Regions from separate parts of the Homo sapiens genome. Here region 2 is linked to region 1. Evidence: read pairs that join two places in POLR2A ChIA-PET (ENCODE). Cell type or tissue: MCF 10A. All regions are shown on one strand.

Region 1 (2,500 bases):
ATTAAGGATAACTGAGATCTGTATATATCCTTGATTTATTAAGATGAGTGCCATAGATGAAAACTGACTCTGAAACACAGCCATGGGAGCCACTGTTAGAAAGGCAATCCTGGGCCCATAGACCACTAATCTGACCCCAAAATGGCACTTTAAAATGTTTTAGTGTAAATTAACTTTCAATCTAGAGATTCAGCTCTTTTACTTTTTGCGATCTTTCCATTGTTTTGAGGTTCTAACTTGGACCCAGTGGCTTCCTATTCAAGTTTCTGGTTTCTAATTCTGTAGGCTTTTAGTTTTCTGTAACTAGTTTAGACTCCTGGCTGGTTTATTCTTCTGGTTAGTCTTAACGCTTATAATAAAGCCTCTCTTTGCTAACCAATTATAAATTATTTAAATCCGTGTAATAGCCAATATAGTGGATAAAATATATCAATGACACTTTAAAAATAGATGCTTTCATCATCCTGAGATATTGCATTAGTCCATTTATGTTTACTGTTTCTTGGGCACATAGAGCTGATTGGGACGCATCTAGAAATAAATTACTTATTAATTTTTTTAAATGGCAAGTGATCAAGCCACTTAAGGAAGTGGCCAAGTGACAGAATATTTAAAAAAAAAAGAGCATTAATTTTAGGGTCTGAAAAATGAGGTTCAGATCTTCATTTTTTCATTTATTAGTTGTATGAACTTGGGTAAATTACTAAGTCTCTTGAGGCTTCAGCCTCCTTATTTGTGCAATGGGGGTGAGAGATCTAAGCGGGGAGGATTAATTGAGATAATGTGTATGAAGTGGCACTTAATACGTTTCTAATTGTTATTCACCTTTCCCTATTCAAACTGCACCCACCCCATTCCTGTCTTTTCTTTCCTGTTTTTTTCCCCTTGGCTATAGAAAAGTATAGCCAAGGAGACTTAAAACTATTTATACTCAGTAACAAATGATGTGCGTCTTAAACAGATTTTAGGAACTTACATGGTCTAGGTTGAAAAGAAAACCCATTCACTAGACTTGACAGCCAAAGACCTGTTCTCCATTAAGCCTTGTATATAACCTGTTCCATATTAAGCTTTGAAAAGACTGCATTAAACTTTGCATTGGTACATATTGTCAAAGATTTGTGTTTTGGTTTAATACTCTCAGTTTTCAGTAAGGGAAAAAGAATCTCTGACCAAAAAACAAAGCAAAACAAAATGAGCTTTTTAAAGGTCTGTTACAGGAGCAGACTGAATGAGTACTCTGGCCTGAGATTGCTGAATGTTTTATTGAGTCACTGTTTCACGCCCACCTCTTCCTGTCTTGTAACAGTTTGCAGTTTTGACTATCTGACATGATTAACCGTTGCAAATCTAACTGATTACAACTGTTAGTAAGTCTGTGCAACAGAGAATGGTATCTTCTTCTGGAGAAAACAGACATCCAAATATGCTACCAAACTTTTCCCTGTCTCTTTTCCCCTTCTTATTCGTCGCTTTTAGCTCATTAATTTGAAGCATCAGATGTAATATTTCAATGAAGCACACCTTCTGCTAAAAGCAAAATTTGAGTTTATACTGAGAGATGTCATGTTCATTTAGCAAAAAGTAAGTCGCTGTCAGGGGGTTATTTCAAGATTTAACAGCAAGGATGTATGTTAGGGGAGGGGTGGACAGGGAGGAGAAAAACTTTGTTCCAGTAATGATGAAATCATCATACCACAGGCACATTACGGCCAGGACAGGAGACACTGGCTCCTGTTAAAATGATTCCCATAAGAACTTTCCTCTTTTATCTTCTTATTGTAGTGCAGCTAAGCAAATGAAATGCTAAAGCTATGTGAAGTAAATAACATAATCAACAATGATTTACTATTGTTCTCTCGTGAGGTCATGACCCAACCCTAAATAAAGACTTCTAAAATTGTCTGTGCTTGGATGTGTTCCTGATGTTGGAGAAAACTGAAAGAAAAAGAACCTTCCTCAAGTGGACCAGGGTTTTGTTTTCATTACAACTGTTGCTACTGAGGAGCTTTTTTGGAATTGGAGTCTTCCTGTGTAGCACTACAATGAGGACGATGATCTTGACTCTAAGCAAATTTGGAAATGTCCTAAAGTGGTCATCGGAGGGTTTCCAATTTAGAAGAAGGAGTCCTGCCTCTTGTCTTTGTTTCATTGCCTCCTTAGAGATGCTTAAATGCAATTTGGAAATCTATGCTGCTGTGTAATCATCAACACTGTTTTTTAATATTCACTGTATATTTTCCCCTTTTATATCTGCAGGCAAGAGTTTCACCTTGACCATAACCGTCTTCACAAATCCTCCCCAAGTAGCTACCTATCACAGAGCAATTAAAGTTACAGTAGATGGACCTCGGGAACCCAGAAGTAAGTACTCCCCTTTTTATTGAAGAAAGTAATAGAGTTTCCAGAGACCCTATGAGGAATTTATTCCAAATGAGTTAGTGTCACTTTCATGTCCATAGTGTCTTTGTGGACTTTGCTATCTGCATATATTTTTTTT
Region 2 (2,500 bases), 950 kb before region 1:
TAACTAGCAGGACCCTGGGGATAATGGTTAAGAGTAGATGAGAGGGCAGGGAAGAAGCCATGGCTTACTGTGACAATCTTGTCACATCACAGGGGGTCAACATGTAAACACGCGGTGTCATGTGTTGCTGCAGCCGGTGCTAGTGTCTACCACGTCGGGGTATTGCCCCAGACACTTTCCATCTGTGTCTCTGATTCTTATCACACCCGCATGAGGTGTTTACTACCATCCCTATTTCACAGATGAGCAAATTGAGGCTCACTGAAGTATCACACACATATAGAAATGTAAACACATCATCTAGAGAAAGCCATGTCCTGCAAGCTGAGAGAAGAGATTGGTTGACAGAGTCATATGCTGCCAAGATATTAAATAGCATGCAATTTGCCTAAAAAAGAACAAGAGAACCATGTATGGTGGTTCACACCTGTAATCCCAGCACTTTGGGAGGCGAAGGTGGGAGGATCGCTTGAACCCAGGAGTTTAAGACCAGTCTGGGCAACAGTGAGACCCGGTCTCTATAAAATATGTTTTAAAAAATTAGCCAGGCTTGGTGGTGCATGCCTGTGGTCCTAACTACTTGGGAGGCTGAGACAAGAGGATCGCTTGAGTCTGGGAGGTCGAGGCTGTCGTGAGCTATGATCATGCCACTGCGCTACAGCCTGGGCAACAGTGAGAGACTCTGTCTCAAAAAACAAAAACAAAAAACAAGAAAGAAAAAGAAAAAAGAATCACTAGATTTGGTGAACACGTCAATGGATTAGTACAAAGTGAACATGTCTGTTGACCACTGCCCAGAACAAGAAAGAGAATGTCACCAGTGCCCCAGAAACGCCCCTGTGTCCCTCCTAGATACTAGTCCCACTGTCCTCAAAGGTAACCGTCATCCTGGCTTCTAACTAATCCGTGGGCAGTTTGTCTAAAGTTGTGCTGTGAGGAAAGGGACCGGTGGCTTCTGTACTCCTCTGTTCTGTCACATGAGCCCCAAAGGTGGACAGTGTTCGGTGGCAGTGACAGGAGAGATGGGGCTGACTTCCCAGCTCTGCTGCATCCCGGCCCTGACTTTGCTAGGTGTGGGCCTGACCATCTGTGTGTCTGGGGAGAAGGCCATGCGTTTCTCAGCACTCAGAGAAAGACCTGCCAGGGGAGCCTGTCTCTTTTTGTCTGCCCCAGGCAGGGGCTTGGTCTTCGAGGCGTGTGCCTATACACATAGACACACACAGACACCCCTATGATCTATCTCCAGCTTGGAGGCTGTTGCAACTACAAACCTTCCAAATAAATCCCTGATCTCTCCCAGAAAGCTGTTGTGAACTCAGTGGAAGGAAAGCTTTTAAAGTGACCCTCCATTTAAGCCCCGAGTCAAAGCCTTATGTGTTTTCTTTCCTTTTCTTAACTGGAAGGTTATGTGTTTCTTAGCTACTGGTCAGACTGGATGAGACTGCCAAAAAGCTTTCAGGGAATTTCCTCACCATGTAACAAATTTATGAGTCATATGAAAAACTGGGAAATGCTTCAACCAGCTGCCTCTCATTGACTCAGAGCCTTTCTCACAACACCTTGGTGCTGGGGCCTTGGATGGAGCCAGCAGCTGGGTTTATGATAACTACAAATGGCCTGCCATTGTCTGGGAGGAAGCTGTCTTCATCTCCCCTTTTATTTCCATTCTCCTGTCCTCCCCAGCAGAAAGCTATAAACGTTCTCTGAAACAGTTCAGCCACTGAAAGGGCAACTGCAGAGGTCTTGATTGTCCTAAAAAGGCCCCGCGGATGGGTGGGTGGGCTGGTAGGTAGCTGAAGGCAGGTTTGGGACCTCATTCTCCATCACTGTTAGGTAACCTTTGGGCTTCTTAGACTCAACCTGCCTAAAACTGAGCTCTGATCTCCCCTTCTTCCACCCCTTGCTGTCTTCCCCATCTTACAAAATGCTAACTTCATCAGTGCCAGATTGTATTTTCCTAAAGTGGCCACAGTAATATCCCTCATCTCACATGTCCTTCTGCAGTGTGACCTTGCCACTTTCCCATCAAGAAGTAGAGGTAATTTTTCCATCCTCTTGAAACAGGCCAGGCCCTGTGACTGCTTTGAATAATACAGTAGGGTAGAAGTGATGTGGTGCCAGTTTGGGGCACAGCCCTTAACCAGCCTGGCAGCTTCTACTTCCACCTGGAAGCCAGCCATCCCTATGTAAGAGGTGGGACTATCCAAGGACCACCGTGCTGTGAGAAGCCCAAGCCACATAGAGGAGCCCTAGAGGATGAGACAGTAGAGAAGGGGATGGGGCTGGGGAGGGAGAAAGAGAAAGAGAGACTAAGATTCTAGGAAGCGCCCAGGTGCTGCATGTGTGTGTGTGGGGGGCGCCATTTTGGAAGTAGAATCTTCACCCCAGCCTCCCCAGCTAATGTCACATGGAGCAGAGACAAATTACCCAGCCAAGCTTTTTCCTAGTTCCTGGCCCACAAAATCATGAGCAAAATAAATGCTTGTTTTAAGCCACTAAG

What was found. ChIA-PET counts read pairs that join two places held together with the same protein. Peaks named below come from ENCODE experiments on the same cell type or tissue, not always from the same donor. Only the 100,000 strongest peaks of a DNase experiment are listed, where the experiment ranks them.
Region 2: POLR2A ChIA-PET joins it to region 1 with 6 read pairs; 1 of 35 experiments calls an interaction of 5 or more read pairs at or near these places.

What each region holds. Positions count from the first base shown.
Region 1 is chr6:45,435,688-45,438,187 of GRCh38, forward strand. RUNX2 (RUNX family transcription factor 2) reads left to right here. Exons shown (of 9, transcript NM_001024630.4): 5 at 2,260-2,364. Among named protein-coding and RNA genes, the nearest start is that of SUPT3H, 59 kb to the left of the region's middle. In MCF 10A, no CTCF peak of the experiment used is centred here; a DNase peak (open chromatin) is centred at 1,284.
Region 2 is chr6:44,488,932-44,491,431 of GRCh38, forward strand. No RefSeq gene overlaps it. Among named protein-coding and RNA genes, the nearest start is that of MIR4642, 55 kb to the left of the region's middle. In MCF 10A, no CTCF peak of the experiment used is centred here; a DNase peak (open chromatin) is centred at 1,500.